Regions from separate parts of the Homo sapiens genome. Here region 2 is linked to region 1. The links are chromatin contacts, found by Hi-C or POLR2A ChIA-PET in ENCODE. All regions are on one chromosome and are shown on one strand. Each heading gives the region's core, a stretch centred on a gene start or an enhancer-like site at or near the end of the contact. The rest is flanking DNA. Distances are from core to core; before and after follow the strand shown.

What was found. A loop is a pair of places that touch in the nucleus more often than their neighbours do. ChIA-PET counts read pairs that join two places held with the same protein, here RNA polymerase II (POLR2A). Pooled maps may share reads with other maps.
Region 2: a loop to region 1 is called in a pooled map, with 5 times the contacts of the local background. The contact joins two enhancer-like sites. A Hi-C loop is called at or near these places in 2 of 37 single-sample maps with no recorded cell type and 3 of 50 pooled maps. POLR2A ChIA-PET finds 5 or more read pairs at or near these places in 1 of 52 experiments (activated T-cell).

The regions. Positions count from the first base shown.
Region 1 is chr21:34,972,237-34,976,590 of GRCh38, forward strand. All of the region lies in intron 2 of RUNX1 (RUNX family transcription factor 1), which reads right to left. Among named protein-coding and RNA genes, the nearest start is that of RUNX1-IT1, 65 kb to the right of the region's middle. RefSeq lists a silencer at 1,936-2,230 and enhancers at 2,074-2,123, 2,254-2,343. Within about 2 kb of position 2,140, at least 2 of the 41 ENCODE cell types and tissues checked have a DNase peak (open chromatin) inside an H3K27ac peak, as active enhancers do.
Region 2 is chr21:36,295,839-36,300,192 of GRCh38, forward strand. No RefSeq gene overlaps it. Among named protein-coding and RNA genes, the nearest start is that of MORC3, 22 kb to the right of the region's middle. RefSeq lists a silencer at 1-219. Within about 2 kb of position 2,498, at least 20 of the 41 ENCODE cell types and tissues checked have a DNase peak (open chromatin) inside an H3K27ac peak, as active enhancers do.

The sequences.
Region 1 (4,354 bases), core at 890-3,389:
TTCATACTTTTCATCTAGGGAAATGTCCATTTGGTTTCTGCCTTCATATCAATATTCTATGGCAAAACATTTTCCAATTCTATGGTAATTAAATAAATAGAAGTTTTACTAGGTTCCATGACAAATAACCTCTGGAAGTAAAAATTATTTATATCTCTGGCCTCATGTGTCCACTTGCTCATTATCTACTCAAAGAAATGTACAATATACATTGCCCTATACAGCAAACAAATGAAAATAACCAAAAGCAAACTCCTGTTCCTAAAAAGTATGGATAAATGCAATTTTTGCTTTGTGCTTTGTCAAATGAATCATATGTTACCATCACTAAAGACATTTGCTATTTGATAGAATTCTGTTGTGAATCTTATCATAAAATAAAACATTTCTCTTGATTGATCTTCTGTATAAGCAAGGTGTTGAAATGTTAGGTTTAGAGAGACAAGACTTTCTACTTAAATGACCAAGTGGTTTGGGACTTTGCATTGATTAACTCTACAAAGAATGAGATTGGTGGTGTGCAGCCTTCCATACAGCAGGCATCATTTGGCAGGCATCTTCTTTTATAATAATCCCATTGTCCAGTTGCATGCAACTGGACCCACGGGTTGGAGAGAGCCTGATGCTCCCTTTGACTTTTCTCCCTCAACATCTTGCTCTGGGTGAGATCATTAATCTATTATTTTTACATTAGTGACTCCCAAATTCATGTCTCCAGCCCAGAACTATTTCCTTGGAATTCTAGACTGACATTTCTGGAGAACCTTGAGAGCTCTTGTTGTGTACTTCATGGAATCCTCAAAACCAATATATCCCAAACTAATCACTTGAATGGATTCCCCAGCTCACTAGAGATAGGCAGTAAGGCTCTTTCTCCCTCCATCTGTCTCTTAGAGACTATCTCATAGTTTTCAGTCCTGCATGCTTATATGGACAAAGGGAGGAGGCAGATGTAGGAATCTTTTATTCAGGCCCCTCACATCTCTAAAAGATAGTCCCACTTTGGTGCCTGTGATGTTATATTGTAGTGGTTGGTGTATTTGATTGTCTCCCTTGCTACATAGTTATCATGCCAAGGACAAATTTTTGTCTGTGAATGGAGAAGAACGAGGGAAGCTCAAATCCCTGCAACGTACTGGCTTCCTGACCTGGATTGGACAAGTCACATAATCTTTCCAGGACTAATCCAGTGTCATCATGTGTGGGAAATTTTTGTATGTGAATTTTATGATACTATACATATATAAGTGATTTTTAAGAGGCCATTTATTTTCTCTTACAGTTTTCCAAACTTTGCATGTATTGATATAATAAATGTTTTATCACTGATCCAATCCATTCTTCATGCATTCATCATTACAATCCTCCTATAAATCTGCTTGTAAATCCCAAGTACTAGTTTAATTTACCAAGAGAACAACACAAACCTCCCTCCATGTCATAGAAAACTCAGTTTGGAGACACTTTATATTAAACCTTATTCCCAAATGTCATCACCACCCAGGGCAAATGGCTCATCTGACACTGTTAGCTTCTAAGGAACATTTTAATCCTTTCTACTATTGCCAGCATAGCACATGAATGACACCAAATCCACTACAAGTCTCCAGGGAGAAATGCATCGCTGATATGATGGCTTTATCTACATTTACACATTGAGGGGAAAATTGAGCTTGTTTTCATACTTCCACAAGTGCACTCTTCTAGCCCACTTTGCCTTTATTATCTCAATATTTCTGATGAATCGGAATTTTGGCCTGGATTATCCAAAGAATTGTTTCAGATCTCTTTGCCTCCACACGTAGATGGAGCTTTAGGCTATGCTCCTCCCACCCCTTCATAAATTCATGGCTTTTCAAAAATTTTCTTCTCTGTTTTCGTAAAAGCCAAGTGCAAAGAGAGAAACTAACTGATTGTACTTCTTCTTGATATGCCTGATAGTTTTCTGTCATCTTAATCATCACACGAGCAAGACTACTCAACACCCAGGCCTTCTGAGATCCGAACAATAAGTAACCACCAGTCACCTCCACACAGGCTGGCCAGGGGTGCTCATGGGGCAGAGTCCATATTAGCTGAAGACTTGCCTGTCCTCTGCCAGGGAACTCTACGGAAACGAGGGCAAGCTTTGCATGAAACCCCATTTGCAAACCGAAACCGTGAAAAAAAAAAAAAGGTGGTTCAGTGTGGTTTTTACTCAAAACCAGGTGAAGCTTTGTGGTTCAGCCAAGTTTTGACTTGAAGCCGGAGAGAGCTCACTGTGTTTGGCTGGACCTTGTTTTACATTTCATGTTCCATTTGGTTCTGTTTCCCAAACCTGAAACTGAGGGTTCAGATGAGGGGCACAAAATGAATAAAATGAAGTTGACATGAAATGTGGTGTAGATGAAGACAGCACCAGCTTTGTGATGCCAACTCCTGCTCCTGCTCTCTGCCGGCACTCCTTCTAGAAACGGCCTTCCCCACACTAAGTAGTTCCCTGGGACTTTTCTTTAAGGAACAGAATGATTAACACTATACAAAAATAGCAAAGGCTATTTTGCTCTTGTTTATTTTAACAGATCCATTAACAAATCTGTTTTTGTGAGTCAGCCATTGAGACTTTTGAGGAAAACATTTTAAGTAACAGACTGTGACGTTATAATGGCATGAATTTATTTAATATGTTTTAAATATCTACTATGTGCTAGAAATTTTAACTTATTAAGTTCTCACCGTATTTTATAGATGTGGAAACTAGGCTCAGAGTGATTGGATAAATTGCCCATATGCTAAAAGAGAAGGCAAGCAAGTGTAATACTAGGCAGAGCCAGCTAGATGTGGAAACTAGGCTCAGAGTGATTGGATAAATTGCCCATATGCTAAAAGAGAAGGCAAGCAAGTGTAATACTAGGCAGAGCCAGCTAGTAAGTGGTGGAGGAAAAGACTTCCCCCTGGATCTTTTCCCTAGCTATTTTCATTAGACCTCAATACCTACAAATCAGACCGAAGTTCTGCCCTCCGGGATATTATGAAGATACATATTTGGCTTCATAAAGAAGCTCTGCTCTGCTTCTATGGATTTAACCAACTGTGGATCTCTCTACGTATAGATCTGTATATATGGATGGTTGTCTGTATTGAACATGCGCAGACTTTTTTCCTGTCATTCTTCCCTAAACAATACAGTATAACAACTATTTGCATAGCATTTACATTATGTTAGGTATTATAAGTAATCTAGGGTTGATTTAAAGTATACAGGAGGATGTGCACATGTTATATGCAAATACTACACCATTTTAGAAAAGAGACTTGAGCATCTGAAGATGTTGTTATTCCAGAGGGGTCCTGAAACCAATACCCCCATGGATACTGGGGGGTGACTGTACTTAAAACAATAGTGTGTGGTGGAAAGTGCTAAACTTCCTAAAAGTTGTCCAAATGGTGAGCTGTGTGGGTTTAGAAGAGGGGAGAGAAGGCTTCTAGCTAGGGAAGGAGGGGTGGAGAGGGTAGCAATTGCAAAAATCTTTGTAAAAACAGTGACATTTGTGACACAGAAGAGCAGTTGGGTGTGTAGCTCTTGGGGGGCGGAAATAGTTTTGGAGGGGAGACAGGGTGGCTGAAAACAGAGAAGAGAGAGGATTATTTGTTGAAGTGAAGAGTTTATAAAGGAGAGTTAAGGAAAGTAATTTTGGAAAGATGGATTGAGACTAAATTATGGAAGGTCTTGGTTTCACGGCCAGTTGAGTTGTGTTTTATCTGCAGAAGAAAGCTATCAAATATTTTTGAGTCAGTATTCACAAAATCAGGACAAAATGTAGGTGAAAGCCAGAGTTTAACTCTGAAAATTACTTGTGTCTTATTGGAAATTTGGAGGGAGATTGAAAAAAATACATCAATTGGTCTTTCCAAAAAAAAAAAAAAATTACAGAAGAAAAGCTAATCATTTTCACACTGTTCAAGCTCAATGAGATCTAGTTGAGATTACAGATTAATACAAAGCTCTTGCTTACATTTTGAAGTTAGTATTTATTAGCACATATCTTGCAAGAGTATATCATCAACTGCCTTTCCCAAATTGAAAAATTTCCTCAAATATATGGGCTCCTTTTTTCATGATCACTATCCTTCCAGGAGAAAAATAAAATTAAATTTAAATTCTCCCTAATGAGGGAAGTAAAACACTAAGGAATAAGTTTTATCCAGTAGGATTGAGCTTTGGAGGTCCACAAGTCATTATAATTGTAAGACTTTTTCTATCCCTGAATACTAATTTTCATCCCCCTGGGTGCAATATTGCTCCCATTGGGACTGCATGGTGTAGGCCCAAGCTTGCTTTGCCATGACATTTTGACGAACACCGTGGAAGCTC
Region 2 (4,354 bases), core at 1,248-3,747, 1.3 Mb after region 1:
AGTGCAGTGGCGTGATCTTGGCTCCCTGCAACCTCTGCCTCCCGGGTTCAAGCGATTCACCTGCCTCAGCCTCCCAAGTAGTGGGCATTATAGGTGCCAGCTAACCATGGCCGGCTAATTTTTTTTTTTTTTTTTTTTTTTTTTTGAGACAGAGTCTTGCTCTGTCACCCAGGCTGGAGTGCAGTGGCGCGATCTCGGCTCCCTGCAACCTCCGCCTCCTGGGTTCAAGCGATTCTCCTGCCTCAGCCTCCTGAGTAGCTGGGATTACAGCTATGTACAGCGATGTCTGCAAAGATAGGGATTTAACAGCACTCATATCTTCATGTTCATAAAAAAGTCCTACACGCGTGATGTACGTCTAGATCTTTCCTTTTGTCACAGGATATAGCACGGTAGTTACGGATATAGTCTCCGCAGTGCCTGGGTTTGACTCAGCTTCCCCACGTACTGTCCTGCGCATATTTTGTGTCTCAGTTTCCTCATCTTTAAGGTAGGAATATCAATGGTAACTACCTCTTACGGTGGTAGCAACTAACCAGCTCTGCCACTTCTGTGATCTCTAAGCAGTTTTGATCATACACCCAGCAGTAAAAATTAAGTATCTCTCCAGCCCCAATATCTATAAGCTGTGTGTTACATTAATTTACTTGGGTTCCAACATGTGTATTTTATAAAACAGAGGATGGGGATTTTAAAAGTATGAGGACTGGGGCCGGGCGTGGTGGCTCATGCCTGTATTCCCAGCACTTTGGGAGGCCAAGGCGGGCAGATCACGAGGTCAAGCTATGGAGACCATCCTGGCCAACATGGTGAAACCTCGTCCCCACTAAAAAAACAAGAATTATCTGGGCGTGGTGGCACGTGCCTGTAGTCCCAGCTACTCAGAAGGCTGAGGCAGGAGAATCACTTGAACCCGGGAGATGGAGGTTGCAGTGAGCAGAGATCACACCACTGCACTCCTGCCTGGCAACAGGGCAAGATTCCATCTCAAAAAAAAATAAATAAATAAAGTATGAGGACAGGCCAGTCGTGGTGGCTCATGCCTGTAATTCTAGCTTTGGGAGGCCAGGGCAGGAGGATTACTGGAGTCCAAGAGTTTGAGACCAGCCTGGGCAACATGGCGAAACCCTGTCTCTATAAAAATACCAAAAAAATTAGCCAGGTGTGGTGGTGCAAGCCTGTAGTCTCAGCCACTTGGGAAGCTAAGGCAGGTGGATTGACTGAGCCCCGAAGGCAGAGATTGCACTGAGCCGTGATCACCCCACTGCACTCCAGCCTGGGTGACAGAGTGAGGCTCTATCTCCAAAAAAAGAAAAAAAAAATGAGGTCAAACAAAATTACCAGTTTGTTCTTTTTAGATTTTAGAGTTAGAGTCTTGCTGTGTTGCCCGGGCTGGAGTGGACTGGCATGATCATAGCTCACTGCAGCCTCGAACTCCTGGGCTCAAAGCAATCCTCCTGCCTCAGCCTCCTGAGTAGCTGGGGCTACGGGTGCACACTACCATGCCCAGCCAACTTTTTGATTGTTTGTAGAGGTGGGGTGTATTAGTCCATTTTCACACTGCGATAAAGAACTACCTGAGCATGGGTAATTTATAAAGAAAAGGTTTAATCGACTCACAGTTCTCCATGGCTGGGGAAGCCACAGGAAACTTACAATTATGGCAGAAGGCAAAGGGGAAGCAAGGCACATCTTACATGGTGGCAGGAGACAGAGTGAAGGGGGGAATTGTCACACACTTTAAACCATGAGATCTCATGAGAACTCACCATCATGAGAACAGCATGGGGAAAACCGCCCCCATGATTCAATCACCTCCCACCAGCAACACGTGGGGATTACAATTCTATATGAGATTTGGATGGGGACACAGAGCCAACCCATATCACAGGAGTCTCACTATGTTGTCCAGGTCAGTCTCCTGGGCTCAGGCGATCCTCCTGCCTTGGCATCCCAAATTGCTGAGGTTACAGGTGTGAGCCACCACAGATGGCCTGATATTTTTTTCTTAGCCCCCAACAATGAGCTTCTGCACCCTCTTTGGAGACAACTGCTATAACTCAGTTTGTCCCAGAAGTAGGCCATATGTGGCCCTAGGACCAAAGGGTCGCTACACCAAGGGCAGGCAGTGTTTTGGAAGGGCTGGTGTTTGCCAAGGGTGGCTGTGGCAAACAATGAGAACAGACTGGGAATTCTCACAGAGCAGAGAGTTGAACACACGGATCTTCAGGGAGTGCCGGTGTGGGTGTAGCCCCTGTGTATGTGGGCAAGAAATGAGCCCTACCGCAGCAGCCAGGGTGGTGCTCAGGACTTCATGTGCGTGATTTTCTTACCACCCCTCAGAAAGTAAGGACCCTTAGCCCATTCTACAAAGCCAGCAGAACTGAGGCTCAGAGAAGCAGGGTGAAGAATCGAAACCTAGGTCTCTCACCAGCGCTCTATGTTGTCAACCACAGTGCTGAGAAAGTTAAACAGGAACCAGATAGCCGGGGCTGTCTAGTCATGTGCAGAAGAGACAGTTTCTGAGACTGCCCCACCCAGTTATGACTTCCTGCTAAACCAGCTCCTGCCAGGGCCACAGCAGAGGAGATGGGAGATCATACACAGAGAGGAGGTTCCCCGCTTACAAGGCGTGATGAAGTGTGTTTTAAAGGAGAGCAAGCCTTACTTTCCAGTATTTGCACACAATGCTCAGTTGAAAATCAGTAGAAGTAGCTGGAATCATGGAGATCATTGATGAAGACTGTAAAGTTTTGAACAACTGTCTTGGGGAGCAGACAGTCTTCTGTGCTATTTGGTCTTAAATGCTCTGAGGTAAAAGAATGCAGCTGTCGGCCGGGCATGGTGGCTCACGCCTGTAATCCTAGCATTTTGGGAGGCTGAGGCAGGAGGATCACAAGGTCAGGAGTTCCAGACCAGCCTGGCCAATATGGCGAAACCCCGTCGCAACTAAAATTAGCCAGGCGTGGTGGTGGGTGCCTAAAATCCCAGCTATTCAGGAGGCTGAGGCGGGAGAATTGCTTGAACCTGGGAGGCGGAGGTTGCAGTGAGCCGAGATTGCACCACTGCACTCCAGCCTGGGCAACAGAGCAAGACTCCATCTCAAAAAAAAAAAAAAGTTACAATAGTAAATAGTAAAATTTTATGTATATTTTACCACAGTGAAAAAATTTAAAAACAAAACACTATGGGCTGAAAGTGGGGGCTGGGGAGACAAGTGTGATTGTTCTGCAGCTGGAGAGAGCCGGGGCTCCCCCTTCTCTGATGAGCAAGCACCTGTCCCATCCTCAGAGGTGTTTAGAAGCAGATGAGAGGTAGCAAATTAAGCAGAAGCTTGCCCTTCAATGTTTTGGCTATAGAAATGGAAGTCACTTGACATTTTACCCTAAACTGATGTTATAATAATGACTTTTAGGAACAGATGGCCCTTTCTTTCTAGCCTCCTTCCTGGCGGCCACTTATCCATCTCTTCTGCCTCCTCCAACCACTCAGCGTTATCATCTCTTGCATTTCATAACATATGCCATTCCATCTGCTTGATATTATTTTATCCTCCTCCTCCACCTGGCAGAGTCCTAGTTAAGTCATTTTTTGGTTTATTTAACAAATATGTGGGAACCAGGCTGAGTTCTGGTTTTGAGGAGCTTCTTGCTCTCTTTCTGTACTTCCTCAGGTACAGGGAGGGACTCTGCCATAGGGTGGCCCTATGATTAACATAGTTGCCCATTGCTGGCTGAGAGGTAGGAGCTGTTTTATGAAACAAACAGGGTCCATATCTTCGGTTCCTAGCGGTGTCTGGCATATATAGGTGCCCGGTACGTGACTAAACGAACATGAAGGTTGATGTATCTGCCCAAGGCGGTGCTAGAAGGAAGAGGGGAAGGTACTAAACCAAATGTTTAATCAATTAATTTGTAGGACTAGACAGGTGGGGGCTCAGAGAACAGTGGGTTTTCTGCCCCAAACTTGGACCTTTCATCATCTTAATAATCATCTCCCCGAGGCAGATGCTATTTCACTGATCACCCACCTTTTGCTCAGGAGGATGTTCTTCCTGGTATGCTTTTTTTTTTTTTTTTTTTTTTGAGACAGGGTCTCGCTGTGTTGCCCAGGCTGGAGTGCAGTGGCACGATCTTGGCTCACTGCGATCTCCATCTCCCGGATTCCAGTGATTCTTGTGCCTCAGCCTCCTGAGTAGCTGGGACTACAGGCATACACCAGCACGCCCGGCTAAATTTTGTATTTTCAGCAGAGATGGGGTTTCACCATGTTGCCCAGGCTGATCTCAAACTCCTGACTCAAGTGATGTACCCACCTCGGCCTCTCAAAGTGCTGGGATTACAGGCGTGAGCCG